Linked DNA regions of Mus musculus: all the other regions are linked to region 4. A link is a loop called in an ENCODE intact Hi-C map of the cell type or tissue named here. Cell type or tissue: left cerebral cortex. All regions are shown on one strand. Region 1 holds the start of Gm36521 (a long non-coding RNA gene). Region 2 has its middle 33 kb from the start of Uox. Region 3 overlaps Mcoln2 (mucolipin 2). Region 4 overlaps Prkacb (protein kinase, cAMP dependent, catalytic, beta).

What was found. Peaks named below come from ENCODE experiments on the same cell type or tissue, not always from the same donor. Only the 100,000 strongest peaks of a DNase experiment are listed, where the experiment ranks them.
Region 1: a loop joins it to region 4, with 2.4 times the contacts of the local background. A loop is called at or near these places in 7 of 42 quality-filtered maps.
Region 2: it touches region 4 in a loop (3-fold over the local background); 7 of 42 quality-filtered maps call a loop at or near these places.
Region 3: it touches region 4 in a loop (4-fold over the local background); 2 of 42 quality-filtered maps call a loop at or near these places.

What each region holds. Positions count from the first base shown.
Region 1 is chr3:146,680,775-146,688,774 of GRCm38, reverse strand. Gm36521 (a long non-coding RNA gene) reads right to left here and starts at 3,760. Exons shown (of 3, transcript XR_376210.3): 1 at 3,671-3,760; 2 at 2,713-2,977; 3 at 468-602. It also overlaps a transcript of 4930503B20Rik not described here. In left cerebral cortex, CTCF peaks have their summits at 24 and 3,308; DNase peaks (open chromatin) are centred at 2,675, 3,257, 6,269, 6,939 and 3 more places; H3K4me3 peaks cover 1,787 bases; H3K27ac peaks cover 1,067 bases.
Region 2 is chr3:146,560,330-146,568,329 of GRCm38, reverse strand. No RefSeq gene overlaps it. Among named protein-coding and RNA genes, the nearest start is that of Uox, 33 kb to the left of the region's middle. In left cerebral cortex, a CTCF peak has its summit at 3,858 (motif pointing left); DNase peaks (open chromatin) are centred at 286, 3,439 and 3,844; H3K27ac peaks cover 933 bases.
Region 3 is chr3:146,180,418-146,188,417 of GRCm38, reverse strand. Mcoln2 (mucolipin 2) reads right to left here. Exons shown (of 14, transcript NM_026656.5): 9 at 6,563-6,712; 10 at 4,850-4,951; 11 at 4,622-4,744. Among named protein-coding and RNA genes, the nearest start is that of Mcoln2, 35 kb to the right of the region's middle. In left cerebral cortex, CTCF peaks have their summits at 3,291 (motif pointing left) and 7,259 (motif pointing left); DNase peaks (open chromatin) are centred at 3,286 and 7,247.
Region 4 is chr3:146,766,885-146,774,884 of GRCm38, reverse strand. All of the region lies in intron 1 of Prkacb (protein kinase, cAMP dependent, catalytic, beta), which reads left to right. Among named protein-coding and RNA genes, the nearest start is that of Prkacb, 42 kb to the left of the region's middle. In left cerebral cortex, a CTCF peak has its summit at 4,760 (motif pointing left); DNase peaks (open chromatin) are centred at 6,766, 6,944, 7,845, 7,989 and 5 more places; H3K4me3 peaks cover 4,295 bases; H3K27ac peaks cover 4,926 bases.

The sequences.
Region 1 (8,000 bases), 86 kb after region 4:
GCGTCTGTCTCCACCTCATGGTCATCCCTAGCCTTCCTCTGATTATTCTTCTAGTCCCTATCCCAGCCACGCTGGTGACCCGGCTATTTCTGCCTTCAGAAATCCACAGAGCAGCACTCAGCAGATGCTGTGGAGATTGAGGGGGAGGGAGAAACGGGGAAGGTGATGAGCACTAGGAAGGGCTTCTTCACCTCATCTAACTATTCCTTGATATTCCTTCACAGACCTGCCCCACGCATGCCTTAGTTGATCCCACATCAAGCCCAGTGGACAATCAAATTTAACCATTTTAGGAGGTAATTACTATTAGGAAGGAGAAATAAATGCTGGTGAAGTAGATCTTCGTGTCCACATGATATGATCACCTGGGGAAAAATGGGGAGCCCCGCAAGGTGAACTGCACTGGTGCCGCAAATTCCACGGATGATGTCACCATTCAAGCGGCTACACTCCAGGAAAAGCCAAGGTATCTTAAAAGCACGTGAAAAGCACTTTATGTTTAAGTGTGCGCTGGGATGGTTCAACACGGGATTTCCCTATGTGAACTGCAGGGCTGTGGCACGATGGAGCCACACAGGGTGTGCGCCAGTTCAGGAGTTCCCCTGCAATGGAAGATGCGCAGCATTCTTAGCTCCAGCAACTCCATCCTTTTCCAGTCAGCAGCAAGAAAAAACTCACCCGCACCAACTTCCAAAACAATCCCCCAGGCAGGTTATACGCGCAATGGTCTCTTCTGTGTGGCCGGCTCCCCCTCCGTGTGACAGTGCTGCTGGCCTGCCCCCCCCCCCCCTCATGGCTCCTTCTTTTCTTGTCTCTGCTGGACTCCACCCCTGCAGCCTTTGGCTGGCACTTGACCAGCCCCTTGCCTGCCACCATCACAGGACACCTCAGCTCCCCCTGCCCACTCCTCTTGTCTCTACACAAGCTTTCCAACTTCCCCTCTATGAATGACTCTTAAAACTCTGTATCACTGCATGATATTCAAAGTAGCATTTCCAACTGTTATGTGGTCATTCATGCCCAGAAAAGCTCCTGTTTGGTTTCAAGCCAAACTGGCTATTTTCCTCCAAAACTTTGTATTGCCATGGCTGTGTCTGTGTCTGAAATGGCAACCCCAAGCATATTCTAAATCCAGAACATGATGACTGCTTTGGACTCCCTCCTCTTCTTCCCTCACATGCAGATGCTTGCCCTGCCCTGCCTCTTCTCTCTGAAGACTCTCCTGGCTGCTTCCTGTCTGTCACTGCAATTTAAGATGCTGTGTAGCTTAGAACACAGTCACAGCCTCCCCACACGGCTTCCACGCCAATTCATTTCTTGATACTTCCACAAAAGGAATTTCTGTAGGTAATAATAGTAAGTAACATTAGCTCCGTGCTTAGAATAGGCCACACACTATTCTAAGTGTCTCCTGCCTATTTTAATCTGAACTGCCACTCAGAGCTATTGTTACACAACTGGAACTTCTTATACTTTAATGCTGAGGTCAAAGAGATCCGGAGAGGTTAAATAACTTTTTGTACCTAGACCTAACTCAGGAGTGACAACACCAGGATTCTAGGTCTTGGTGGCTTCCACATCCCCTGGCTGTCTTTGGCCTCCTTTGACCCTACAGTATCATATTTTATCTTAGAATCTTCCATTGAATTTCTTTCCTGCTGCCTTTTCTTTCCCACTTTGCTCTCCTAATGCATCGGGTGGCTACCTATGTATCTATCACTTACGATTCATTTATTTTATTAATATAAAATAAATATATATTTATTGTTAAAATTAGATATTTTTTCCTAAGATATACTTGGTTTCCCTCCCCCAGCTCCTTCCAGAGTCTCCCCACACACCCAAATCCATGCCCTTTCTTTTTCTCTCTCATTAGAAAACAAACAGGCATCTAAAAATAATAATAAAATATGATGAAATTAAAAACAAAGCAGAATAAGACAAAACAAGCGCACAAGCCAACAACAACAAAAGAGCCAAAGAAACATAAATGCAGAGGCACACACATTCACACATAGAGAAGGCACAAGGGCACAAGACCGGAAACCACAACGTATCAGCACTGGCAATCTACTGCCAGGCATGGATCTGTCCGTAAGTGTGGTTGATATAGCCTTTGCAAGTGGTTATCAAGATGGCTTCTGAGTTGAGGTTGGAGGCTTGTGTGTCCACTGGCACCCTGTCTGGCTTAGCTCCAGAGCAGCTGTTTGCTAATCTATTTACCGACTATTACAGATGGGCGAGTGGTGTGTGGTGTGTGTTCCTTGGTGCAAGTGTCTTCGTACGTCTGTGTGAGTATAGAGACCAGAGGCAAACTCAAGTGCTGGGCTAAAGATACAATCTCCATTTGTTTGTTACCTAGTCTCTCTTTGGTCTAGAACTAGCCCAGGACACCAGGCTAGCTGTCCAGCAAGCCTTAGGGATCCCCTGCCTTCCCAGATCTGAAGTCACTACACCTGGCTTTTTTCTCCTTGCTGGTAAGTGTCCTTTCTGGCTCATTTTTTCATAAAATAGGCCTAATATCTAGAACACTTCCTGAGAGTTTTACATTTAACAGGCAAGCATGTTACTGCCCGAGCTATCTCTGCAGACCTCACCGGCTGTTTTAAGAAATGCTCCAGGAAAGCTCTTTTTTAGCTCAGCGTCTACAGCAGCAGTTGCCAGGCCTCTCTCCCTCTCTCCTCCTAACAATGAAGAGAAGTGACTACGTACAGGTGACTCCGAGCTCCTCTCCTCAGGTTACACACAAAGCCGCATCTTCAGCTTTTCTTTGCTTTAATCCCGATGTTGCTTTATGGATGGAAGAGAATGGAGCAAATAAATAAACAGCGCTTTGTAAAGAGTGCTATAGAGTGGTCTGTAAATGGAGAGTCCAGTTACCCTAGGATGGAGCGATGCAGTTTCTCCAACAAGAAAAACAGGAGCTTCTAAGCAAAGTATGCGATACACGTGTTCCCAGGGAAGAGAAAGTTGAGCCCTACAAAATAGGAACTTGGTCTGGGAAATGTCTTGTAATCATAATTGCTAAAGTTAGACTTACAACTTCAGAGGGGTTATCCACAGAAAATGTTGGTAACCCGAAAACCTCCGCTGTACAGAGTTTGCCGGGAGGAGCCCCTCCCTTCTGCTCCCTGGAAGTTTTGAGGCATTGGCAAATGTCCTCCTCAGAATCCCAGCGGATTCAGTCCTTTCCCTCTTAGAGCCTCTGCCTCTCCACTCTGCCTCCGCCCGGCTTCTGAGACCCTCCGGCGCCACGGTGGACTACAACTCCCGGCGTGCCCCGTGCTTCGCGCTGCTCTGGGCTTCGCGCGTGGCGGCCACCCGGCGGCTGGGTGGGAGGTAAGTGATGGGCTCGCAGGCTGTCCTGGGAACACGCCCGCCCTCCTCTCCAGGATGAAAGGAACCAGAGAACACCAGGATAAGAACAAAAACAAACAAACAAACAAAACACCCAATTTACCCCAAACGCCCGCCCTGCGGTCCCCGTGAGTTCGGTACCCCGCGGGCGAACACTTTGTCACCTGGAGTGGAGCAGGGCAGAGCTGGCGGGACAGGGCAGGTCGTAGGTGCTAGGGTCTGCGCCACACACCTAGCAACTCCCACCCAACACTGAGACCGCCCTGTACTCCCTCAGAATCTCAGAAGAAACTTTTCCCTCTGTCCCACGCACCACCTCCAGTTGCTTAGACGACGCTGGCGGGGAAGACGCCCGTGCTTTGCCCAGGAGACGCCCTTCGGGACGCGTGCAGCTCTGCCCTCGGGGACTTCGGTCCAGCACGGGACCAGGTGGAAGGTTCCTACAGAACAGCCTGGCTTTCCTGGGCCGTCGGTGCTTCCTGGAGGTGGGTGCGGGTCAACATAGAAGCCACTCAAAGTGCGCTCTTCCTGCTGGCCTCCCCTCCCCCATCCAAGGGCACTTTCAAGTGGGCCCAAAGGTTCTCTATTCCAGAATCCAGAAGCCAGGGTATCCATAGCTACCTCAGTACGGATGTACTTCCTTAGAAAATCTTTTTTGGGCGCCCCTACACACACACACACACACACACACCACGTTCTGCAATCACAAAGCATATAACGTTCACGTGCTTCACGTAACTCAAATACAATGTTAACATAGTTAATATACAAGTCCCTCAGACAAGAGTAAATGGCTAATGTGCTTGTGGAGTGTACAAAGATGAGTGGCTGAATCCACACTGACATTCACAAATGTCCGTTTATTTCCAAAGTTAGAAACTAGATGGTAAGTGAAACCATCATTTTGGAGACCTGTAACACTTCCAGAAACACATTTACGTAGGCAAACTTTTGAACACAGCAGGCAGGAAGGGAGGGAGAAGGCACTTGGGGAAACTCCAGAGGCCTTCCTCCCATCAGTGTGCCTGAGGAACTCGGGCATGCCTACATCTCTTTGAGCCTTTCCCTTGGAGGATGTGACCAGAGCTCCTTTGAGAGCAGTTCTCAGCTGTACTGTCCCCTGACTCCCAATGCAAAGCCATCCTTTTTATCTTTTGTCATTGGGAAACGAGTTAGGAGTTCCCATGAAGTCCCAGAGTATGGATCTGCTGACAGTCAATGATCCGTGACCCTATTTTGGTCATTCATGATAATGCACCCACATATGGACCTCAGCCCAAAATAGTACATAGAAATACTGAGCAGTTACCATTCACCCCTAAAAATTTACAACTGCTTGTTGCAATGAGGCAGTAGAGGCAAAGCCCAGAAAAGAGAGACTTTGAATAAATGTTTCTCAGCTATGGTCTTTCAGGAAGCTGAAAATTTCTAATGCCATTCCTAAAATAGATGTGTGAGTGATTTTGGCATTCAGGATCTAGATTTAGACTATACCTGTTAACCTTTGATCTCTGAATGCCCTTAAGGGTTAGTAGAGAAAAGGGAAGCCAGTTTATCCTAGGTTCTGCCTAAAATGTACACATTCCACTTGCTGAGAACTGAGGGTCCTAGTATGGATCTTGAATGTTGTTTTGAGTGGGGTTTATTTGTTTTGTCACTGTTTTGGCTTGGGTTTTGTTGGTGCCAAGCATTGGGGTCAGTGGATATCTTGAATTAAAAGCATCGAAATGTTGGTATCTGTTTCCTACCACATATATACAATATGTTAAGGTTTATGGGAATGTCTCCCCACCTCAGGAATACCACCCCTCCACACACACACAGAGGAATACCACCCCATACAAAGAGAGAGAGAGAGAGACAGAGACAGAGAGAGAGAGACAGAGAGAGACAGAGAAAGAGAGAGAGACAGAGAAAGACACAGAGAGAGAGAGACAGAGAAAGAAAGAGAGAGACAGAGAAAGACACACACACACACACAGAGAGAGAGAGAGAGAGAGAGAGAGAGAGAGAGAGGGAGAGAGAGAGAGAGGAATACCACCTCTACATACACATGTAAACCAAGTAGCAGTTTCCAGCCAATCCAGGAACTAACTGTAAGATTGAACAGATAACAATCGAAAACTCAACCCTAGTCTCTTTCCTCTACTCTCAGTTTCCTGAATTAGAACTTAAGATGGCGGTAGGTTGGCATGCCTTAATTATATGTGACCTAAGCAGGATCAAATGCTCAGGGTTAGAAGTGTTAACTGAATTTTTCTTGGGGTGGGGTGGGGGGGAGGTGTTAAGCTTTTTATGCAACTAAGACAACCCTTAAATTTGAAGTTTTTCTTTTGTAGAGAAAAAGGGTTTGCTTGTTTCTGTTTGGTTTTGATTGGCTTCCTGGGGTGGAGTGTGAATGTTTGCGGGAGCTCTGGTCTTCTATTTCATATTCTCTCTGAGAGTTGCTGCTTCCTATGAGGAGTGAGGGATTTGCTAGCTGACCAGAGCCTTCCTTATCCTCACAAAGAGATTACTTAAAAGCCAGCTCCGGGAACTTTGTCCCCGCCTCTGTTAGGAAAAAGAAAGACTAATGCAGGACTCAGTTTCCGAGTGTTCACTGTGGACAGCCCGTAAGCCCTGGATTTTCTCTTATTTTTCCCTCAGGGAGAAGACAAAATAGTTTGAAACATGGCATGGCTGCAGAAGAGCATTAAGACCTGTGTGGCAACAGGGAAGGGTTAGGGGAAGGAAGCAGCTATGGAAACAGCTTCTTGCTTGTACAAGGCATGTGCAAGGAGAACTCTGCCTCTTTGGAAGTGGGGAATCATCCCCTCCCGCTAATTGCGCTGAAGGTAGTTAGCCAAAGTGAACAGGGCACGCTGTAGCTTTAAAAAGTCAGCCATGAACCAACCAGAAGGCAGTTGCGGCTTGTGTGCGATTCCTAACGTCATGTTGGCTGCAAGCCAGCCTGGTTTTATTTCACTGTGTCAAATTGTACCTCCTGATTTGAATTCTCTTGCCCGACTACTTTGTGAAAGAAAGCATTGGGGTTTCTTTGGCTGTTCTTGATAAGCCTATTTAAAAAAAAAAAAAACGCTGTGTTTTAGTTGCTTCTAGGTAGGTTTGCTTTTTACCTTTTCATGAAAGAAAAGGGAAATAAATGATAGTAAGGATAATAAGACGGCGTGGTGCGCTGTTGCAGAGCGTGGCTTCAGTTGTTCTGTTTTGTTTCTGAGATGCATCGAAAATGGTGAATGTGTAATAGTTTCCAACTAAAGTGCCATTCTTCATGTGGCTGGAGCAGCAGCTCTCTCTCTCTCTCTCTCTCTCTCTCTCTCTCTCTCTCTGTGTGTGTGTGTGTGTGTGTGTGTGTGTGTGTGTCTACTCTGTGACTGTGTGCATGGGTGCTAATATCTATATTATAAATATTGGCTTTCTTTAGCAGTGATCTTAGAGGCTTGGCAGTTGGAAGTTTGTGTGTGTGTGTGTGTGTGTGTGTGTGTGTGTGTGTGCGCACACGCACACGCACTCTGATCTCACACTTGCGATGTTGTTTGCTAGTCATCCACTTCTGGCAAAGTAACGGCATCTTCTGAATTTACTGAACAGTGCACTTGCCGTGTCACAGGGATCCCCGGAGAAGGAGTGTCGAAGTCTAAAGTGGTCTGAGAGGAAATGTATTTAAATTATGGCTTTAGCTGAATTCAGGGAAACAGATTTCCAGGCCAGGCTTTTTGTTTTGACTTTCTTGTATTTAAAGCAGGTTCCCCTCCCCCTTTTGCTAATTGTATATAAGTTGGGGAGGGCTTTTATTTTTTATACATTCGTCATCTGATAAACAAAAAGACAGTGGTGTTACTGTATCTCAAATGTTTTTTATGGTTTTACATAAATCTGATGAGCTGCCTGCCCCCCAGTCCCCAGCCCCCACACAGATCCTAACATCTCAACACCCCACCTTGAACCCCACCACCCCTTCTGTGATACAATGTCTGGGAGTTTTGTTGTTGTTGTTTTGGTTGGTTGGTTGGTTGGTTGGTTTTAGTTGTTTGTTTGTTGTTGGCATTTATTTATTTATTTATTTATTTTTAGCTTTCTGCTTTACTTTGGCATGGCTACCTCCCAGATTGAGTTTCGCTAATAATATATGAGGTAGGGGAATACTTTCTGACAAAGGCTTTAATTAAGTCCCTTCTGCATTTCGTTGAAAGATAGGGAACTGAAAAATGAAGAAAAAAAAATCACAGAGGGGTCCAGAAATGAAGGCTTGTTTTTCTCTACTTCTGACTATGGGTTGCAATGTCTTCAGGGAGCTAGGCATTTGGAGGAAGCCCTGCCAGGTCACAGTCCCTTGTTTAGGAGGAGGCTTCAGTTTTATTTGTACATTCTTACTGTGAAGGCGATGCAAAAGAGAGCACCGCGAGCTGTCCTCCAGCCTCTGAGCTGTGGTCCTGTCTCTCCAGCAGGAGGGGACTGGAGACGGAAACGAGCATGCGTGAACTGTGTGGACTTGTATGTTTCCGGTTGGGAGTATGTCCCCTCTCCCTTTTGAAGAATTAAACCCAAGCTTTTCTCCCTTATTGATTAGTTGCGGAAGTAAAGGAACTCTGCCCGCTGCCCCATGCTCTCTGTCGACATGGACAACAAGGGAAATGGCCCTG
Region 2 (8,000 bases), 210 kb after region 4:
GCCTCTGCCCTTGGGAGTGCCCACGACCATGTGAGCAGGCGGCTCTGCAGCCCAGGGAAGTAGTACCTTCATGTGTGGGAAATAAACAACAAATTCTAACTATGGCATACTCTGTCTCTAGGATAGCTGGTTCCTGGAGACCAGGAAAAGTAGCTCGGGAAATAGCCAATTTGGGTAGGGACAAAATTAATCCCACTCAAAAGACAGAAAAGCAACAGGAGCGAAGCAGTGAACTTGGTGAGTCACGGAGAGCAGTGCCCAGAGCTCAGGACCATCTGTAGATCAGGACTTAATCAGAGCTTCCTGGTGACTCAGCTTTACGCGTCTTTGAGGAGGAGGAGGAGGTCTGGGAACCAGGGACAGGCTGGTCCATGCTGTATGACTCGCTGGGTTTTCCCCATGTCCAGGAAGTCAGGCTTGTAACTAAATTTCAGTCCCTTCCTGGTCCAGGTGGGCAGGAAGTGCCTGAGTTCTTTTGGGTCACTTTTGGGTCATACCTGGGGGTGGGAGAACCCACCAAACAGGACTGGCTGTTCCTGAGTCTTTGTACCTTGGGGGTGGTTGGCATCACTCGTTCCACAGGTATACACAAAACGAAGAAGTCGGGGCACACTGACAGAGGCAGGGGAATGACAGGTGGAAACACAAAGAACGAAGCAGTCGGGACACACTAACAGAGGCAGGGGAATGACAGGTGGAAACACAAAGCTCTTAAGTGCTGCTGTCTGGAGCCATTTAGCTTTGGCCTGCAGCCCTGCGTGTGCACCCCAGACACTCCTGAGGGCACGGCTGGACTATCACACAGCAAGATGATGGATGTCTAAAGTGAGCTATGAAGAAAAGGTCAACTTGTGCTCAGAACATTCTGTTTAAGAAGGGCAAAGTACTACATAAAGCATCTTAGAGAAATTACTTTCCAAAATAAAAATGTTAGGTTGGCAAGTTTAGGTTGCATTATTCTGGCTTTTAATATCATCGCTACTTAAAATATGAAATTTATTTCAGGTTGCAATATTGAAAATCTCATCCAAAGATAATTGGGGATTTTTTTTATGTTCTTTCTGATGTACAAGCATGAGTCACACATAAGTTATGCACATATACATGTATTTTTGTGTGTTGTTTTAAAGATGGTCCCTTGTGTATGTGTATAGGTACAAGCGCGTGCGCGCGTGCGCGTATGTGTGTGTGTGTGTGTGTGTGTGTGTGTGTGTGTGTGTGTGTGTGTGCCTGTTCATATGTCTGTGTACCACATGCATAAGTGGGATCCTCTGGAACTGAAGTTTGTTACAGTTGGTTGTGAGCTGTGTGGGCGCTGAGAACTGGATCCAGGGCCTCTACAAAAACATCAAGTACCCTTAACTGATGAGGCCACAAAACTGTGTGTTTGTTATATGTCGTGTGTATGTGTTATGTCATATATGTGTTTGTATGTGTATGTGTATATGTGTGGTGTGTGTGGCATGTATGTATGTGTGGGATGTGTGTGTGGGATGTATGTATTATGTGTATGTGTGTATGTATGTGTGTAATGTTTGCCTCCCTCCTCTCTCCTATCACCATCTTCCAAGTTTTCCTTTCTTCCATCTGAACTCGAGCTGTTTTGCTCAGTGTTCTGCCCTGACTCTCATCTTACTAGAGATACTGTCGGCAATCAATCTAATCCACTATCGATTGCTCCGATGGCCACCATATTTGTACTTCTGATGTAGTTCTCACTCACGTGAGACTTTGTACAAGACTGTGTACAAGGACACACAGGGATGTGTGTAGCATCTTGTCTGGAGGGAAAACCCAATACATCCAACAATGTAACTTTGGGGACATGAGGACTTTTCATTTTCTTCCTTCCTCCATCTTCACAATCACCTCTAGCCCTCAATTCTGCCTCCTCTTTGCTGTTTCACATGTGGAGCTACCGTGACCAGGAAGGTAAAGTGCTCCGTGTCCTGAAGTATTTACAGTGCTGAGAGTCTTGCTCTACACTGAGCACTTCGTACTTAGGAGATCATGTCATGACAAGATGGAAGTCAGGGAGCAGACTCTTCTCTGCTGTGAGTGGATAAAGGCTGAGAAGGGCAAGGGGTTGCCTCAGTGCTCATGACTGGCAAGGAGGGAGCCAGGATTCCATTGCTGAGCCCCGGTCTCCAGGATTTTCAATGAATGCCAGTTTGGGTCTAGTCTGAAAACAGGTTTCCTGAAACAGGTAAACTAAGCATAAGCCTTCTGCAGGGATTTTCCAAAGATCATATGGAAGTAGAAATAGGCCAGGGAGCTTGATGGAGACTGTTTTAGTGCCTCTGATCTGAAGGGCAACAGTTTGTGAGATGGAAGGTTATGTAGGATTAATTAGTGATGTATCTCTGACAACAGGAATGCGTAACGGTCGAGCCACAGGGGAATTTGCTGCTTGACCTCACTAGCGCCTTGTGAATCTCTGCATTAACAGGCAAGATCTAATCCCACTCCGTGCCCTTTAAATCCATCGTTGCTGTGTTGCTGTTGATGCTCTTGTTGTTGATGATGTTGTTGTTCATGATGATGACAATGACACTGTTGCTGTCAATTTCAAATTAACACACCCCTACTATCTTTTAGAAAAACAAAACAAATTACTATGGAAAAAAGTCAGCCATTTCAGGGCTTTGGTGAAGAAGATGTAGGGTTTCTTAGTGCTAAACTAGATTTCCTTTTCTCTTAAAATGTTCATACAATATTTTCACAGTGGGGTGAGGGGAAGATTCCTGACAGGGTATCCAATCACACACATTATTGAATAAGAATGGCTGTATATTAAAAGATTTACTGGAGGCATAATTTCTAATTCTTTCTTGATGAAAACGTGCTTGTGAAATAAACGGCATAAATTTCTCTGAATCAAATAAGAATTCTAGGAAGTAAAGAATTTTTTTTAATCTTTAATATTTCTGCCTGTGAGCTATTATTGTTCTCTGTAAGAGAGTGGAGCAATTATTCTGAAAGTATAATCCTTTGAAAAAGAATTCTCTTCATTTTGGTGCCTCTGTATTATTGGTTTGGGTCTACATATATGCATATATGTTTGCTAAGTAGATATAAACAAATGTACATAGCTGTGCATGAACACATGGTACACATATGCACTGCCAACATGCCCAGATATTAATGAGCCAAGCTAGGTCTCTTGTATGAACTGCTATGTAGAAATATACTGGCTTGATTTTCAAATCCATTGCATCTCTTCCTCTTTATAAAAATACGGAATGCATAAAGTATTATACAGAGTATAATGTTTTCTTCAAAATCAAAGTAGCATCCAGGTAAGAGAGGGCCCCTTTTCTCCCGTTCTCAATCCGCTGCTACCCACGGCCTTCTAGACAGGATCCTTCCAGCCGCCTCTGAGAACATCATGTTCCCATTTCTGTCTCCTTGAATCAATTCACTCAAACAAAAGGTCGTCACAGACAGCAACCCAGTCTGGCTGATTTGACCATTTTAACGAAAATCAGAGTCTTTGTTTCTATGTCAGGAGATGCTGACCTGTGCCACAGCCCCAGCCCCCATTACAGCTTTTAACACCCTCACAGCCTTCCATCCCACCACCCAAGCCACCCCCTGCCACCCCCAATCAGAAAGAGACTGGACAGAACAGAGAAACAACAAAAAGACAACCAAGGATCCCGTCCTATGGCAACACGCCTCAATTATACTGGCAAAAATAGCTATTTTAAAAAATAGCAACCACGAGGGAGAAAATGTATTGATTTTTTTTTCATTATTTTTTCCTCCTGTTGCTAGGATGTAGTCATTATTAAAGAAGACTTGTTGCCTAGGTGAAAAAAATCTTCCCAGAGTAAAGGAACAGTGCGCCCCCTGCTGACCAGAAACGTACGCTGTTGGATTTGATTTCCGGGGCATATTCATTGTTTTTCTTGGTTTTGTTTTGCCTCCTCCAGCCCCAAGTTTAAAACAAAACAGATGAGGTTAGACACTTTGATCAGACAGCTTCGAATTTCACCTGCAAAGTTATATTCCAAGGATTTCAGAAACACACATAAAAGAATCTAGAGAGGTCCCTCCCCAGCCCCCCCCAGCCCCCCTCCCCCATTCCATAGACATGAAGGAAATCTGTCAAGGCCCAGGTCTTCTGCTGCCTGTGACTCTTCATCTCTAGTTTTTTAACTTGTGTTGAGCCTGGCACTTACGGTGGCTCTGACCTACTGATTTTAGTTATTTGGCCATCAGAACTTGTGGGAAAACCCAAGACAAGAAAGTACTTGTATTGCTAACAGGTAACTTTTGATGATCACTTAATACTCATAATAAAAGAGAGAGAATTCCATAGAAATGTTGGTTTCTTTCTCCCTGGGAATAATTGACTTCTAACATTAAAACCAAGGAAGGGCAGAAGTGGGCCCATCACAGTTTAGATGTACACGTAAGCCCACACGACTACACTCTGCCCATGAAGCTATTGTCTAACAGAGCCTGACTCCGTAGCCAGGCTGAAGAATTATCAATATATTAATCTGTCCATCCAAGGTAAAATCATGGCATGGGTTTAATCAGCTAAAGAGAGGGTGTGGGAAATGAAAATGGCTGAGCTAGATGGACATTTGGGGTACCCCGCCAACGCTGTTTGACAGTATGTTAATGGGAACTGAGTCAGAGCACCCAAAGACTCATGAGGGCAGCTAGGAGAGATTATCAGAAGACAATAAAATTTCACAAGAACAGTGGGCAATGTCAAAGGCAAAGGGAAGGTCATGAAAGATGAGCCCTAATGACCTCAAGAGAGTCTGGTTAGAAATCCAACTTTAGTGTGAGCTTAAATGATAAACAAGAATGTAATGGCAGAAAGTAAAATAATAATAACAATAATGATAACGATGTAAAACTATCATAGTGATGTGAAGAAAACAACCAGACAGCACACAGGGAGAAGGCACAGGAGCTAAGCTTCCTAAGATTAACAGACGGGAGACTGAAGGTTAATAAGGAAGAGCAGCTGTCCCCAGTCCCTGTTGAGCAGAGGAAGAGGTTCGGGCGTTCAAATTTCAGCACCACCAATATTCACCACCATGGCCAAGGAAGGCATAGCTGCTGTGGGTGTAATGGATGTCAACACTGCTCTATAAGAGGTGCTGAAGACCGCCCTTATCCACAATGGCCTAGCACAAGGCATATGCAAAACTGCCAAAGCCTTAGACAAGCACCACGCCCATCTCTGTGCATTTGCATCCAAATGTGATGAGCCCGTGTATGTCAAGTTGGTGGGGGCACTTTGTGCCGAGCACCATATTGTCAAGGTTGGTAACAACAAGAAACCAGGAGAATGGGTAGGCCTCTGTAAAAATCCATCGAGAAGGGGAGCCACAGAAAGTGGTTGGTTGCAGTTGTGCAATGGTTAAGGACAATGGCAAAGAAGCCCAGGCCTAGTGTGTCATCGGGCAGTACTTCAAATGCAAGGAATGAGCCAATGAACAGGGAGGGAAGACCTGATTGGTCTGTCCGAGTTCAAGAGAATGTGAAGAGAAAGCAACAGCGATGATCAAGCATGCAGGCCGAGTCTTGGAAAAGAGGAAGCATGCATTTTCTTCTGGGACCCCTGGCAGCTAGGAAAGAAACATGAGAGATTTTGAATGGGGCTGGTGAGTTAGGGATGACGGTGCTGGGAAGAAAGCACAGAGCCTGGCTATATCTCCACGCCAGAGCAGCGCTTCAGAAGACAAAGAAAGGAAAACTGTCAAAACAATGATGAAGGCCTTGACGAAGGGTTTTAGTTCGGTGTCAGAGACCTGGACTGATGTGAGCAAGGCCCTGCATTGGAAGCATAGCACAGAGAGAGACAGAGAGAGAGAGAGAGAGAGAGAGAGAGAGAGAGAGAGAGAGAGAGGAAGAAGGAGGAGGAGGAGAAGGAGGAGGGGGAGGGAGGAGGGAGAGACAGAGACAGAGAGAAAGCAAGCTTATCTAGACAGTGTTGAGGGATAGGTATGGAGGTGGTTCTGATGCTAAGGTCCTGTTCCCCAATTGGTTCTTGCTCTGTTAGTAAAGAAGCGATGGGCCAATTGCTGGAAGGGATAAGGGGGACTTCTGAGTCTCTGTAGGCAAGCGGAGAGACATAAAGGACTTCCAGGTCCCTGGAAGCAAGGGACAAATGCAAGGGAAGAGAGGAGAGATGAGTTGGCCATGCTTCTGATGGAGATAAGTTGACCAGCCATGTGAGATCTAGAAACATACAGGCCATTCCTATAGCAGGTGGTCAGGGGCATTTAGCAGGGACTAGATGTAACTTAGCAACTAAAGTTTAGGGCAGGTGGGAGGTGCAGAGATAAGAATATTCATAAGGGCATGCTTTTTCTAAGAGGGAGATAGTAGCGCCCAATAATTGGATCAAAAGGCAAGTTAAAATTGAACAGCTGTGTATCTGTGTCTTATCGGTGGATTCAAGGGAAGCTGGGTGGGGGATGGTAACACAGCCCGGTCCTGGAGCTTAGATGGGGTAACAAAGCTACACACAACAGATAGGTTGTAAGGCTGGAAACAGGGAACTGAGGTGAGCTCTGAGATCATACATACAAGCAACAGTAGACCAAGCAGGTTGTGTTTACATACTTAGGACTGCATGTATATAACAACTAAAGACAAAGAAGCTATGAACTTGAGAGAGAGAGAGAGAGAGAGAGAGAGAGAGAGAGAGAGAAGGTACAGAAGAAAGGCTAGAGAGAGGGAAGGGAAGGGAGCGATGTGATTATAATTTCAACAAAAAGAAATATTTTAAAAACAGACATGGTTGAGTGGCTTCCTTCGGCTGCAACAGATCAACAAAAGGGGCTAAAAGTCAGAAACAAGAAGTGGGGTGGATTCTGCTATAGCTGGGAATAGCCGAGGGAAGGGAAGAGGAAACTGTTCTTCTGTTAAGAAGGCAGCAGAGGATGAGGCAGGTAGTGAAGCTGGTGTGGAGAGGAGGGGTTGGCGTGGGCTGACACAGAAGATATCGAAGAAGTCACGGGGTGAAAAGCACGAGTGTAACCCGCCCGGCGTTTTTATGCTCGCTCTTGTTCCTGAGTAATGATACAGAGGTTTATATTTATGAGTAAATACCTAGGCCTTAAGCTAGGCTTGCTCCCCTATGAGCCCTGAGCTTATATTAACCCATTTATTCTATGCTATATGTGCCACGTGGCTGGTTAGTTACCAGTCCTCGGTTTCATACATCCAACTTCCTCCAAGTCTGGGTGGGGAATTTGCCATACCTGACTCTTTTCCAGAGTTGTCTTTCTGCCCGAAAGTCCCACTTTACTGTCCTGCCTTTTGCAATAGGCCATAGGCTTTTTATTAGCCAATCAGAAGATGCCTTAGGCGGGCGAAGGAAGGACAGAGACACATCTTCACACGGTATACAAAAATATCACTCCAACACACAAGTCAGTGGGAGAGTTAGCTGGGAGAAGGTGGTCAAGGTTGGAAGCAAAGGGGGGGGGGTCTAGAAGGGCTTTGAGAATTCATGATCTGGGAAAAGAGCCTTACCAGGTGTAGATTGTGCTGGAAATAATGATCTCTGGACAGAGTGTGAACCTAGAGCCTGGCGTCCAAGCCTTCATAGAATGAAGAAAGATGGCTGGGTTCTAAGATGAGGTTCAAACGACTACAAGATGGGAGACCAGCATAGACTCAAAGCTTTCACCCTCCAGTAGCTCTCTGTGGAAGCAAATGGTAAGTGGTTCCTCATTTAGTTCCCTGTACATTTGATGCCACCCCTGGAGAAGCTAGTGTTACCCACAGTCACAGAATATAAAACTGAAGGCTAGTTACCTAAGTCTCCTCAGATCATAACAGCACACACACACAGACACACACAAACATACACACACATACACACAAACATACACAGACACACACAGACACACACTCACACACAGACACACACAAGCATACACACAGACACACACACACAGATACACACATACACACAGACACATATACACAGACATACACAGACACACACTCACACACAGACA
Region 3 (8,000 bases), 590 kb after region 4:
CTCTGTGGTCCTCCAAAGCCCGTGTGCTTCATGATACGAGCCTCCCTCCCTCTTCCTTTCTGATGTCATTCCTTTCTAGGGAAGTCTTTGACATGATCGTCTCTTTATCCAATCCTCACTAAATCTCATAAAGATAGGTTTAAAGACATTTCTCTTGCGTATGGCCATAAAACTGAAAACAGAAGCACAGAAAGTTCCAGTAAGTCCTTCCATGTTGCCTCACAGTTGCCTCTTGTCAATATTAATATCCATGCTTAGCTCTTCCCACCGCAAATTTCCCTGTAGAATCTGGTCTCTTCCTCTCATGTATTCTTCCTTTCCCTCTGCATCAAAGTCAACATTCAAGAGCTAAATCAAAGTCTTCTTGGGGATAGGATGCTCTGTCAGCTGCAGCCCCTGCTCTTTATCAGCAAGAACTCTGAGAATGTGGTAGGGCTGTCCTTTAAATGCCCTGGAATGCATTTCTATACCTCAGTTGCAGAGCAAAGCTTACATCTTACACTTGTCTTAACACTAGAAAGAGACGGGCAGGATGCGGGTAGGAGAACATGTCCCAACAGTGATCACTCTCTAGCCCTCACAAAGTCACTCTGCAGAGCGAGGCTAATGTTGCTCTCTTTGGAGTCTTGCAGGAAGCATCCAGTTGAGCAGATCTCTTAAGCAGTAAGTATGCGGACTGCTTAACAGTTAGACGGGAAGTTCCTGGCATGTTTCCTACTGTCACCAGCTTAAGACAGTAATCAGGCTAAAGTTGGCTTCTCTGAATGCCAGTGACATTTTAACAGCATCTTGGAGCTCGTCAGTTCTTTTGTAACCTGGTCAATCTCTTTCTTTCATTTCAAGGCCTCTAACACTGTGTGCTTCCTGTTTCAGAACTTCAGGTAGCTTGTTGGTCAGTACCTATCAGATCTATGCCTTAGCTTCCTGTGTGAACATGCTCAATATAGACACAATGCCCGTCTCAACATTAACATATTTATAACCATTATACCTCTCCCTCCTGTGTACATATAAGACCTGCTCTAGCCCGCCAGATTACAGCAAAGACCTGATAAAGCATACTGGGTCATCTTTCTACCACAAGAATAGACTAAAACCAAAGTTGTTTTAGTGGCCACATTCCAACACATGGGCATAAAAAAAGCAACCAATGGCGGGAGCTAAAATGTCTTCAGTTGGGTAGCACATTGGCTAGCTCTTAGGCACAGCAAGACCCCATGTCTAGCTGATTTTCTTGTCAGTATGAACAAACACTTGGCAAGGAAGGAGGATTTATCTTCCTTACAGTTTTTTGGGGGGTGGGGGGGTTAGATATACAATTTGTCGTGTCAGGAAGGTGGGGCAGTGGGAGTGTACATAGCCAGTTGCTTGCATCTCAGCAGGACGAGAATCAGACTCTCTCCCAGGTCTCTTCCTCCCCCCCTTTTATTCATTCTGGACTCTGAACCCTTTCATGATGCCACTCACATTCAGGATGAGTCCCCCCCCCCCTCCTCTGTTAGAACTTTCTGGAAATGCCCAAATGCTTATGCCTGGAGGTGTGTCTCCGAGGTGACGCTCAGTCCAGGTGGGTTGACCGTGCAGATTAGCCATCACACCTTGGAAGGCAGGGCAACTGGCTCTCACCAGCAAACTCGCTGAACACTTGACACATTGCAGGCACCAGGGTGGGTACCAAAAACATGAAGAGGAATGAGCCACAGTCTCTGCCTTCTGGGAACTCAGTCGCCCCAGCGCTATGTGCACAGAGACTGCTAATAAACAGTCAATGGGTAGTTCCAATCAATAGTCCTGGTGGTCGTATGAAATCACAGAAGGAACCAAAACCTTTACGTCACAAATGATGCTTGTGAGCGAGCTGAAAGACCTCTCGTCCTAATGCAGATACAGCCTGCAATCGCTATGTCAGAATGACTTAAAGTATGGTTTGAGGCAGGTAATAAGAATCTTTTATAACAGTAAAATGTTTTAGCTGGCTCATTATGAGTAAGCGAAGTGTCTGGGCAAGACCAGAAGCTTTGGAAATGTCACAATTTTGCCCCTGGCCTTAGCAAAGTGCGATGATTTATCAGTGGCTTGTTCTTCGTATTTGTAAAATGGAGATAATACAAAACTATTATTCATGCATCATAGTAAAAAAAAAAAAAGTCCCCTGAAGACAGGAAATGTAAAAGCCACATTAGAGGCGTGCTTAATAATTCAGAATGCAGTGTGAAAGACGATCCGCTGTCTTTAGCTCCCTGTACCTAGGCGTTTTCAAGGAGCACAGTGCCAAAGTCCATTAGTGCTGGAAATGGGCATCGATGTGACGGTTGGGTCCCTGAGGCTGAACCGCTGAAATCAGATGTGTAACAGGAAGGCAGGAAGCTAAAGTCTGCTGCTTTGACTCCAGTCGGTCGCACCAAGTAAGAATTTTCCCGACACCTTCCCTTTAGAGTCTTCTGTTGGCTTGTGTGTTGGAAATGGTGAATGGCGTCCACACTCAAGGTTGCTGCGATTCTAAAAGTGCTAATAACGTTGGCCTCGATGCTCAGCTGTTCTTGATATCAAAGCATGATAACAGAGGCTGGGCAGGCCTGGTGTGACGCTGTGACTTACTGTCTGGGTGACCACAGAAATGCCTTGGTATATCAAGGTTCTCTCTCCGTAAAGGATGGTGCCATCTCACGGGAAAGAGAAGATGGGGTATGGTAGCTCTGACCTCAAAGTGACTCCAAAGGCACATGCGTTAAAGGATTGGTCTCCAAACTGTAGCACCACTGGGCGACCTTAGGAGACAGCGCCTAGTGGGAGACTTCTAGGGATATGCTTTGAAAGGGCTGTTGGAAAACCAACCCTTCCTGCTTCCCTCTTTCCTTATGGCTACTGTGTAGCAAACAGGCCTCCTTTGTCATGTCCTTCCATGATGCACTGCCTGGTCACCAGCCCTAAGGCGATGGGGCCAAGTGACCCTGCACTGGAGCCATGAGCTAAAATAATCCTTTCGTCCTTAAGAGCTGGTTTGCCGGGCATTTTATCCCAGTGACAGAAGACTAATGAGAGGAGGAATAGCCAGGGAGATAAAGAACTTGGACACCAGGCCTAACAAAAAGCAAAGAATAGCAGCCATTCAGTAAACTTCAAACGGTATTAACTTCGAACCTTTCAGAATAATGACTAGGGACAGAACTGCACAGAGCGTGTGACAAAGGACATAGGACCGCTTGTCCGGCTGTCTTGGGACCAGTGGATTGATGAAAGCCTGGTTAGACCCAGTATTTATTTATTCCACACGGTGCAACAGTGCCCTCTAGTGACAGATAGGTGAAGCTGCTCCCGGAGCAGGAGGCAAGCAAGAGGAAGAAAACTGCAAATGCTCTTGGACTTGGTAAAGACAGTGAGCTCTCCATGTTGGAGTTATCATATCAAAGAGCAATCTTTACCCGTGAGTCACCTTCAAAGACGTGACACGAGGCAGGGAAAATCAATAGGATTGTCAGGATTTGCCGCTATGCTGGAGGCTGCCTCCTTGCTCACTGGGAAAAAAAAAATCAGGACTCTTTTTGGACACATTAAATGTAACAGACGGGCAGGGATCGCTGGTATTCCACACTGGGGTTTGATTGGATAGGGACAGCGGGGAGGGTCCGAGCCATGTGTATCACTCATTCTATGAAAAGCTTGCAAACCACATATTTCAGTTAATGTCAAGGTCAGAACTTAGCTTGGAGGAAATCCCTTCTGTTCCTGCCTCCTTCCTCCTTACTGGGTGTCTGAGGAGTGTGACAGGATTGTGTGTGACATGAGAGAGACCCTGGAAGGTCCCACACAGCACTACTCCAGTCAGTAATGGTGACTGCTATTCTTTTTCTGTTGTTCCAAGGACCCAGGGACAAGGAAAGGAATGCCATGAGGCGCAATGACCCTTTTCATTGTTTGGCTTGGAGCACAGCCTCACTCACTTCTTGTGATGTTCTACCGATCAATTATATCATTGTTTTGAGACAAAGTCTCCTTCTCTTCCTAGGCTAGCCCAGAATATAGCATTTCGCCCAGGCTGGCCTTGAACTCACAGCACTTCTTCCTCAGAGCTCTCAGGATTGACTATAGCTTGACTATAAGCTTGGTCCTGGACTTAGGATGGTACTGAAAGGAAATATAGTTAGAAACTCAGCTGAGACGCAGACCTGAGACTGTCAAAACCACCTTCAAGGATGTGTGCGTATGTTAAGACAGATGAAGTGCTCACTCCAGGCAGGGCCATCACTCTTCTCTGTCGCTCTCAGCCAATGTGGATGTAGACCCTAATGCTTCACACTAGAGCGACTCTATCATAATTCCCTTACTCTTTTGTTTTTAGCTTGCTGACAGTGATCCCACAGGTAAACACTGTTCCCTGCTAATCAGCTGATTGAATGTGTCAGATCCTCAGCCTGGCTCAGACTACTATGAGAGGTGTTCTTATTCCAATATCCTAAAGTGAGTTCACTATCCCGAAAAGGAGACGGCAGAGAAATAGAAAAAGAAGCATCAAGACAGACATCCAGGGTGTTCGCTGGAGAAGAGTGGCAGAGATACGTGCTCGAGACTCAGGCAAAGGGCCCCACGTGCCCTCGATGCAGAAAGAATTGGTGCTACACACCTTCTCGTGGTACGGTCCTAAGACAATCCAGCCGCAGAAGGTGTACCCCAGGTAGATCATGCCAGCGCAAGCACAGAACCGGAGAACTTTGGGCAGTGAGGCTTGCATGGTTAAAATGAGCACCTGGAAGACAAAGGCGCGGACAGCTCGTCTCGGAGGATGAGAACCAGCTGGCAGAACTCAGAGGAGGAGCCCGTGTCAACCACAATGGCACTTCTGAGAGCTTACGTTGTACGTCTGAAAGTAACCCAGATATCTGATGACTCCAACCCAGACAAAGAGCGTCGACGTCCCGAGCAAGATGCTGCACACGTCATAGTTTGTGAGCTTCTGAGGAGGGAAAAGAAAACAGCTGAGCCGACACCCCAGTCCCCTTGGCTTGCTTACCTCACTTTAACAGATGAGAAGAACTGACTGTCCCCTACCTATGTCTATCACCCCAGTACTTGGGAGGCTGAGACTACAGAATCAACATGCATTTCCAAGGCCAGCCTGGACCACATAGTAATTTCTAGGCCAGCCTGGACTTCAGAGTGAGACCTTGTTTCAAAACAAAAATGAAGAAAAGGAAGAAGGAGAAAGAGAATGAGTGGGGAGAAGGATGAAGAAGAAGAGGCAGAAGAAGAAAAAGAAAAAGAAGAAAAAGAGGAGGAGGAGGAGAAGAGGAAGAGGGGAGAGGAGAAGAAAGAGGGAGAAGGAGGGGGAGGGAAGGGGAGGGGAAGGAAGAAGAGGGAAGCTTCAAATTTTTGGGTTTTATTTTAGTATTTTTTAGAACTTATTATTCTGAAATAGGACTTGCATTTGCCACTGGCCTAGGCATGAAAGGGCCTGGTGTTTGGCAAAGAACAAGCAATATAATCCATTGACTTTCGGAAGCAAACTCCAGTGTGACTTACAGACACGAGTTCCTGCTCTCAAGGGATTCTAGGCTTCACTGAAGAGACAAGCAGCCATTTAATACAATATGCTAAATTCAATGAGAGATATGCTGCTGACACTTGTCCCAGAGGCCTTCGCATGGGGATGACCTGGAGCGCAGCGGGACACACAGCGCAGGCTGGAGAGAAGTCTACGGCATAGGGACAGAGTCTGAACACACCCCGAGGCTGAGGCCTGGTGTGTGGAATGGCAGTATTAGAGCCAGGATGGAACCAGAGATAAATGATGGGGACCCTAGAGGCCATGATGAAGCGGAGGTCACTTCATCCTAAGTAGATCCTGGAAGGCAGAAAGGATGGTAACAGCAAGATGGGTAGTTTCAGGAAGACTGCCCAGCCACTGTACGGCTGGGTCTGCGGGATAGAAGGTCAGAATCACAAAGCTGCTGAGGGAGGCCAGGCCAGAGAGGGAGTCAGCCCGAGGGAAGCCAAAGGAAGCTGGAATAGAGACAGGGAGACCCTGTAGCTATGGTGAGGGCAGTTTTGTGAGAGTGATGTAGAACAGAGAAGAGAACAGTTGAGAGACTCAGCCTAGTCGTGAGAACAAACCAACCAACATATGCAACTGGTCAGACCATATAGGCACTTGAGAGCTGGGGATCTCTTGGCCATTGGGGCTCACAGCATCTGCGATGCCTCACACCTGCCACTGGCCCTTCAGGTGTTTAGGAGAAATGTCTGCTCTGTGTACCAGCCGCCTCCTTTGCAACTTACATAAGTAAATAGATACATCGAAAAATAAATGAATATAAAGCCCATTCCCTCAGTCTCCCCAAACTTAATTCCTGTTCAAATGATGCTACCTGCATTCCTGGAGGAAGGCCATAGGGTGTCACCTTCCACAGCGCACTCTTCCTGGAGAAGAACGTGAAGCAATGGGTGACAGAAAAGAGAAAACACAAGAAGCAGGCTAGTCCCCAGAAAGATTCCCCAGAAAGACTCCATGTCTTACAGGATGACCTGAGGTCATCCGGGACAATATAAGGTTCTAGATGTCACTGACCTTGGCTTTGATTTCCATCTTCAATATGGATCCAATTATTGTCATGAGGTCGCTGATAGTGACCAGGACGTACCATCCGTTGACGAATTCCCACTGGTCAGCGCCACACACGCGCTGTTTGTACTTCTCCAGGAAGAAGTTTAGAAATCTCTACGGCAAACATGTAAAAAAGACGTCTTACAAGTCACACTGACCTCCGGAGGCAGAAGACAAGAGCAAACAATTCCGAGCTGGCAGATCCACCTCACAGGGAGACGCGGTGCCACAGCCGAGTGGAGTTGTCTACTCCCGTGTAAGCAAGCATTTGAACATCTGCTAGATTAACCCAAACCCTGAGCACCTATGCTGTCCTTCCAAGAACACTAACACAGACTGTGTTCCAAATACTGCAAACTATGCCCTCATTTAAGCTGATTGATGGCAACCCCTTGAACTAGGATCCTCTTGTGGTCCAGATGAGGGTACTGTGTCCCCAATGCTGTCCCTGAACTTGGCAGAGAGGGACTTCAACCTTGGATACAGAATATCCAGAGGCCTGGAAGGCAGATATGAAGTAGATGTTTACAAAGTGAAAGCCAAGGGTCTGGAGAGATGTCTGCTTGAGAACACTGGCTGTTCTTCCAGAGGACCTGGGGTCAGCTCACAACTGTCTGTAGCTCCAGTTTCAGGAGATCTGCTGCCCTCTCCTGGCCTCTGGGGGCACCGCATGTACATGGTGTGCAGACACGCATGCATGCAAAACACTCAGACACACAAAATTAAAATATATAAATCTCAAAAAAAATAATAATTTAAAGTCAAAGTGGAAGTCGAGATCAAAGGAAATAGAACATGAGCCATTTCCTGCTCTGAAGTATTTCAGTGTCTTCCTGTTTCCCCTGACCCCAGTGGGACCCTAGATTCCCACCTCACGCCAGAATAACACACACAGTAAGCTGAAGTCAGTACACACTCCTGAGAAAACATACTTAAACAGCCAAAAAAAAAAAAAATTACAATGAAACTATTCAAGAAATCAAATCTAATTATTTGTGTTTCATTATAACCCATTTGCCTCCTCCTCAAAGTGAATTCTGACTTGAAGACAGAAAATGATGCAACCCACGCATGCTCTTAGGGTCATCCCTGAAATAAAATCTTCATTCTGGAAACCTCTAAACGCTTGAGAGATCACCACAAATACCTGTAGTTGTTAGCTCAACTTTAAGCCCAGGGAGTGGCACTATTAGAGGGTATAGCCCTGATGGAGTAGGTGTGTCCAGGTTGGAGTAGGTGTGTCCAGGTTGGAGTAGGTGTGGCCATGTTGGAGTGGGTGTGGCCATGTTGGAGTGGGCGTGGCCATGTTGGAATAGGTGTGGCCCTGTTGGATTAGGTGTGGCCCTGTGAGTGTGGGCTTTAAGACCCTAGGATAAGGATCCTAGCTGCCTGGAAGTCAGTA
Region 4 (8,000 bases):
TTGTGAATAAGACCATTTCTGAATTTCACTTTTAAATTCTTTCCTGCTTATTTTTCAAATGATTATTGGTAAGTTTCTTTATAACTTTAAAATTCTCTTCAGATTGAATCATGTGGCCTTCACATAAAGCTTGTTATGTATGGAAATGTCTTTAATATTTCTCCTAGTTGCCCTGGCTATACAAAGTTAATGCAGAGGAGTGCTTTGTACCCATCTTACAGGAAAGCAGCTCCTCTCTCACTGTCAAGTGTGATGTAAATCACGGGAATTTTCTCTGCACAGCAGACTGAGAAACCCTTCTACTGTTAGTTCTTGAGAGGACTCGCTGCTGCTGATGCTGCACTTGCTGGTGGTCATGTGGTTTGTCCTTCGTGTTACTGATGTATTTGATTCATTACTCTTCAACATGGAACTGTCTTGCCTTTCTAAGACAAGCCTGCATGCTCATGTCTTCAGCAGACTTGCAGGCACTTTCGTATTATTGGTGAGATTTGCAATTTTCAATCTCATATTTTCAATTTTATTAGTAATTGCTTCCATTTTCATTAGTTTCAACAAAATGGAAGAAATGACCACTTTGGGACCTGCTAATCACCCACAGTTTTCTATTTCTACAGTTGGTTCTCAGATGATAGCACAATACTTACTGGTTGTGAGACCTCTTGGACATGGGCACACTCGGCCAGCATGGAGCCCTGGGAGCCTCCCAGAGAAGTGTGTAGGTTGTTTCCTTCCTTTTCAGAAGGTTTCCTTATTTTCTTTGGGATTTCTTTGTGGTACAGTGTCTGAGGATTTCCACATTCTCTCCTGTTGTTGATTCCTTAATTATGCTTTTTAAAAATTTTTTGAACATATGTGGAGTGTGTGTGTGTGTGTGTGTGTGTGTGTGTGTGGTATGTGCATGCCATGGCATAGATGTGGAAGTCAGAGGAGCGGCCACTTACAGGAGCTGGTTCTCGCCAGCCACGTTGTGGGCCTGGGAATGGAGCTCAGGCCATCAGACTTGGTGCCAGATGTCTTCCACTCAACCATCTCGCAAGCCCTTAATTATACCTGAGAAGAGAATGTATTTTAAAAGATTGAACAAGCCTTTTGATTAATTCATTTATTATTTTGTCTTGCATATGAACACAGAGCATTTTCATGTACATTGCAAAAGATTAACATTCTGCTCACTTTTAGCACCTCATTTTATGTGTATGAGTTTTCAGTGTCGTTGTACAAGTTTGATCCATCCGTGTTCACTTCCTGTCTACTTTTCCTATGAATTATTAAGAGAAGAGCCTGAAGTCACCAACTCGAGCCCGGCTTTGCATCATTGAGTTTCAGTGAACAGTGAGCGTCGTCCTCTGTGGCTGCAGCTCCACTCCATCATCTTGGAGTACAGACCTTCGTATTGCATAGTGATGCCATAGCTGTGCTAATCCCATAGGTCAATGCATTGTTCATGTCTTTATAGAAATACTATCATCAACAAAGTTACTGCTCCGAGAGCTGTAGAAAGGTGCACCTCATATAATTACAGCCCATAGATAATGTGTAGTGATGAGAGTAAACAGATTGGTTGCTGGCTTGTGTGTTTTGGTACTATAGTATTTAACATTCTGTTAGAACACAGCCTTCTGTTTATATGTTAGAAAGTCTACTCTGAAGCAGTATGTCAGGCTAAGTGAGCAGCAACCTCAAGTTCACACTTAAACTGCATTTGTGCACTGCATCGTTTTCTCTTGTGTGTGACTTAATCCCCTAGTGTTGTGTTCATCACGCACCTTCATGTGGGCTGTGTTACCACTCTTGCAATAAGCACGTTGACTGACTGGGCATGAAAGGAGGAACTCAGGTGCATAAGTGGAAGTCAGTGAGAGCTGTTGTTGCTTGTTTTTTGGGCAGGGTCCATTCTGTTATAGCTGTGTTAAAATATTTTTCTTAGTAGGTGCCTTTGGTTTTTAATGACTTTATCTGATAACAATCTATTTTAGGATATGATTGACATAATTCTCTAGTTAAATAGAACTTCTTTGAACCAATAAATGTCTTATCTAAATTTGATTATTATTATTTTCATCTATATTGCATCTGTACATTTTGAACTCTTACCTAGCAGTTTAAGGTTTGATACCACCACATACACAGCCACATATATAAGACTGTGTATAACCATTATATGTGTATATATGCATGTAGGTGCACATACATGTTTCCTCTTTAGTTTGCTTTTTTGGTATTCTTTGTCCCTTCCTGTCAGCTTACCCTTTAATGGCATTTCGTTGTCGTCTGAAAACTCCACTGTGCATTTGTACTTAAAACACATGTTCTCTATTATAATTTCTCCTGGAATTTTACGTTTGTGGGCGATCGTTTTCCTGGATGTACAGTTATTACTGGGCAGTTTTGTTTCTTGTTTCTTCTAGCATTTCAAAATATCATTTCACTGTCTTCTGGCCACTCTTAGTTCTACTTGCGAAGTTAGCACTCAATTGAATTGTTTTTCCTTTGTACATTAGTACTGGTTTTTCTCTTGCTACAAATTAAGATTTCTTCCTTTGTCTTTATTGTTCAGTAACTTGAATTTGAAGTGTCTAGGTGTAGGTGTCTTTGTGTTTGCCCCAGCTAGCATTAGCTTAACTGCTAGCTTCACCTGCCTTGTAGACTGGGGGCTCTTCTTTCAGTAGGACATTGTCAGTCACTGTTCTTTTAAACGTTTCCTCTTTCCTCTTGTTTCCTCTTAGATGTATGTTGAGCCCTCAGATTGGATGCCTGTGTGAGACTTGTACTTTCCTTGGAGTTTGTTCTTCATAGTTACTCATCTATCTTCAGCTCACATTTACAGGGTTAGGGCCATTTTCCTTCTGAAATGGGGTGTTAGTATTAGAGTGAGTTTAAGTTTTTCTATTAATTTGTCAGATCTCTACTTTTTGTTTTTTCATATTTTTCTTTTCTGTACTGACATTTCCATCTGTATCATTCTCATCAAGTCCTTAAACAGTTCCCTTTTATTTCATCTAACATTTCACTAGCCAGTTGCAAATACTTTTTAGCTGTACATAAATGCCATTCCTGCTTGTTATTCTCATCGTGAATGATGTATGTTTGGACAAAAATCAGGGGCTTAAAATAAGGTATTTGTAGTAACTCTGTATTCTATTTAATCTTTTTCCTCCAAGGACTTATGTTTTCATTTCATGTTCAGCATCTTTAGTCCAGTTTGTAGATTGAATGTCCTTCATGGTATGTGCTGCACATCTCTCAATTCTGATTTGATGTTACCCTGAGTCCCAGAACTCAGTGTTGTATGCTATCTGAAATCATGCTGGTGGGCCACGTGATCAGGAAGTACACATTTGGTCCATAACAGTTTTAAATTTTGGATCTCAAATGGGGCTCATAATGCCCTGTGCAGCCATTTCCTTGCTAAAGCTCTGTCTAGACCATCAGTGCTGCCTGCCTCTGCTTGGACATTCGGCTACTGGAGCTGGGCAGTATTCCTGATTCCTTCCACTTCACTTTTTTTTTTTTTTTTTTTTTTTTTTTTTTACAGTGTAGAGTTTGGGTCTCTGATGGTGTCACTGCTAAGCCTTCCAGACCAAGCTGGAGGGATCTGAGCAGACAAGAACACCTCAGACTTGAGTATTTTTACCCAGAGTCCAGTACTGCCTCCTAAAATGCTTCCCAGCTTGTCTGTAATGGGCCTGTACCAGAGCAGTGCAGGTCCTTTCCTGCACCCCTGTCCAGCTCTGTTGTTTCTTGGGGAGGTTTGCTGACTGACTGTTCATCACAAGTGCCGCCTTTTCTGGCAGCTTTAAAGGTGCAGATTCACCTGCTGAAGTTCTGCCTCAGCCCCAGTTCTCTAGTCCCTTCCTCTTACCAGTGCTGCAAATCAGAGGTCTCTGAGATTAGAACACCCTGCTCATCATGCCACCCAGCCTACCCACCTTGCCGTACAGTCTGTCCTCAGAGTACTGTATCATGAGAGGAATGTCACTCTTGGATAATGGTTACTAGTAAATTTGTTGTGTGTGGTCTTTTAAAAATAATATCTTGGTAATATCAGATACTCAATGCTGAATTTAATGGAAATTTACAAGTGCTATTCCCTGATTTTCCTTTATAAAAGAAGATTTAGATAACATTACCCCATGGTACAGAATGTTTAAATAGTTAACATTTGTGCCGCAGTATAGCTTTTGGCTCGTGAAAAATGAAAGCTGTCAGCGATCTGGGCAATAAGATTCATCGCCAATAGTCACTAGCAACAGCACACAGCACTTGAGTCTCCGTGAGGTCCGCAGCAGTAGGAGCTGCTGTAATGAAAGGCATTTAGGCGCAATCACTCTGCTGTCGTTCCTCGCTGGATCCAACATGGGCTTGTGTGAGTATGTGAAGCAAACAGCATTTAAAGATAGGCTTGAGCGGTGTGGGAAGAGGGTAGCTCAGTGCTTACATGGAGAGAATGTCGTAATGTGGACATCACGCTACCCTAAAATAAAAAGGTAGTTTATTTGCTTTAGTTGGTTAAAGCTTCAGGAAAGCTACCTCTTGGTTAGAAGGAAACTGATAATGCTGGTCTAATGTTGCCGTGGTAACAGCTCATGCTGATAGGATTGAGAATATCGTATACATCCTGGTTTGCATTTTCTCTCTGCCATTTTGAGTTATTCTGGAGGTATATGAAGGAAGCTAGGATAGCTAGCTGGGGAAAAAAAAGCTAAACCTCGTTACATAAAACATCTTTGGCATTATTCTCTTATCTAGTAGTACCTCCTACTGGGCATTTGGGCGTTGCTTTGGGGGCTTTTCTTTTAAAACAAAAGAGAGCTCTTGGTTTTCGGCTGCCTGCTCCAGCGTATGTGTTTACACCATCGCTGCCTCCAGAGATTAGCATAACTCCCTTTGCAGTCGGGCTGTTGTTCTGAGCAATATGCTCTGGAGACATTGCCTGTCATCATGAATGGTGAGTTGGTCTCGGAGACTTTTCAACTATATATTTTTAAAAAATATTTAGTTGTACAAGGAAAAATATTTTGTAGACAAGGTTATTAAAGCCAGAGCTGTGGTAATGACCTTTGTGTTGATGCTTTTAAAGTAGGCATTATTGTAAAGAGCCCGGGAGAGCCATTAGGAGCTGTAAACAGCCAGTGCTGACAGCTCCAGCATGCCAGCTCTGATTGTCTCTATGGTTGATCTCTGTTCACTAGAACTGCTCTTGTTTTCTGTATTGTAAAGATAAGGAGAATACCTATATACTGCAAAGGAGGTTTTTATTTTAGTATTTGGTGTTCAAGATATCCATATTTAACATAACTTTAATTACTTTTGTCATCCAAATACTATTTTTTGTTAGGTTCTTTTGGGCACTATTTTTTAAATACTAATTCTGAAAATAAGATGCTGCCAAAATTGTATTGATTTTTTTTTGAGGGTTGCTTTTAATTGTAAGTAGTTTAAAATAGTGAATTAAGGATGAAATAAATATGTATGTTTTGGCTTTGGAGGCTTTGTTAAAATTAGTTTGGGAAAATGATTTATGAAACTAAATCGCTTGTGAAAAATTTATCTTTTGCTATGACTGTTTATTTTTCTTAGGATGTTCAAAAGTGCTTTTATTTTTATTTTTTTTTCCGAGAAAATCTGCCATAGTGTGTACTGCAGCTTACCATAGGGCAGGAGCTGTTCACTTCAAGCAAACCTGCAGCTAAAAATAGACACACTGTTGTCAGAGAGAGTGTTTGCTCAGAGCATCACTCATTAGCATCTCTGCTGAGCCGGAAAGGGCTGGTCCAGGTGTCCCTTATAGGGGGAGCATTATGTGGCCCTGTGATGACAGGGTTCTTGCCTAAGACATGTAGGATTGGCTTCTGGATCAGAAAGTTTTTTTAATGGTATAGTGAAGGCATTCAAAGCCAAAGAACCTTGTCGTCATAAGTAGAGATGGCTTCATTAAAGGGAGGAAATGCTCTTTATCCTGCTGCAATCTAAAATTACCTTCATGTTACAGAGTGGCGTTTGATACACAAGGAGTTGTCTTACATGAAAATGTGAAGAATTGCCTGGACGATTACGTTCTTGTTTCCAGAGTAGATTTTCTGATTTAGTCCTTGAAATTTGGGCTGATAGTGTGAAATCAATGTGTTGACATTTCTTAGAATTCTGCAGATATGAAAGCTGGTTATCATGCTATTCATTTATTTGGATAAAGCTATGTTTCCTTTAAAAGTTTGCACATAGCCTTAGAATCTTTACCAGCCACAGTGGTGCTGTTGGATCTGGCCAGCTGGTGTTTGAGTGGGGGACATCGCTGCTGTTCCTTTCTCGTCCTGAGCTATGGCGGAAAGGTTTGTGTGCTTGGTCATAGTTGCCTCCCGACAGCCCTTTCTACCACACACGTGTGCTGGTAACAAGTAGACATTGGCTTCTCCAAGGAGGTTCAGTCCTAAATAAATTCATTCCTGCTGTGACTTGAGTGCTCTAGCCATTTAAAGTATGGGAAATTATAAGTGTGGCTTCATTAATAAAAATAATCAAATATTGGGCCGTTTTATCTGAGTCTAAAATTATGATGAGTTTCTCTATGTGGTGCATACAGCTATGTTTATGTGGAAATTGCTGGAAAGCTTTCTTTTTTCCTTCCTGGTAATTCTATGTTCTTCTTCTGTGAGAATCTATCTGCTCTTGGCCCTCTCAGCGCTGCATTGTCTGAGTGATCTCATTCCTGCCCACGCCTCAGTCACTACCTGAGACATCCATTACAAGAGTCAGCTTCGTCTTTCTCCCTTAACATCTGTCCCTTTATCTCTGGTCCTCGCTTCTCTTAGTGACTCCATAACCCGCATGAGAAGAAAAGCAAGAATCTAGGGTTGTTTGTAACTTGTCACCCTGGTTGTGTATATGCTCATTTAGTTCCATTGACTGTACATCAGGAGTTTTCTCTAGGCCCAATAACACTAGGAAGGCCTTTAGAACTGGGCATCAGTCTCTTTTCAGCGGCCTTACACTGACTGGCTTCATGTTTCTGCCTCTTCAGATGACTTTTCATACTGAGTTTTAAATTGAAATAAGTCCATTTCTTAATACAGTGTGAAACTTGCAATTCTGGAATTGCAAATCTGGAATCTAAAGATTAAGCTCCTTAGCAAGTTAGGGGAGATCCACCTGTGCGTCATGTATGAGTAATGACCTCCCATAGTTATATTCCTTGTAGAAATCACACAAACAATAATAGCTTTCAGTATCTCCATTACAAACTCTGAAGGTGATGTTGCTATACTTTCAAAGCACAAAAGCGGATTATATATTTGCCTGTGAGTCTCTGGATCTTAAGTGAAAGCTATCCCTTGAGGACTTTAATTGTTCTCATCTGCTCTTTCCTCTCTGGCATCGAAAGATTGCTTGTAAATGGAAGAAGAGCCTTGGCTGCCCCCTTGTAAGTTGCTTTCATTTGGTGAGGATTTTCTCTTGTTAAGCAAGTTTTGTGAAAACATTGTAAAGGAGTTCTCCCCAAATTCATCTGGGTTCCATACGGCCCTCCGACTAGACGACATGGCACAGCATGCACAGCGATAGGTGCTGTTGCCTTCCGAGGCAAAGGAAGAGCTAAGCTTTGACAAGGACCAGCACTGGCACTGGTGAAGGAGCCTGGAATTAAAACACCTTTCTCCACTTTTCTTTCTGAGACCACGTGATTTCATTATTTTCTCTGTGCCTGGTGTTCTATCATCACAGCATGTAGCAGGTTGCAGTGCTGTTTGTGTAAGATGGAGCTGAGTCATCTGACACATTGAGTTACTGTGCACTCCTGGTTCACATACCAATTCCTATTCGGAAAACCGGAGCCAGCAAGCTGTGGAGAAGAAACACCAGTCAACAGGTCCTTTGTTACAGCTGATAAGGGGAGCAAGAGCGGGTCTTCTGTACACGGTGGGGTGACTAGAGAGGATGATTTTGCATTCTGTTGTTTCAGTGGAAGAAGATTTCTTATGATCTCACTGCAAAAATAGGCAGGA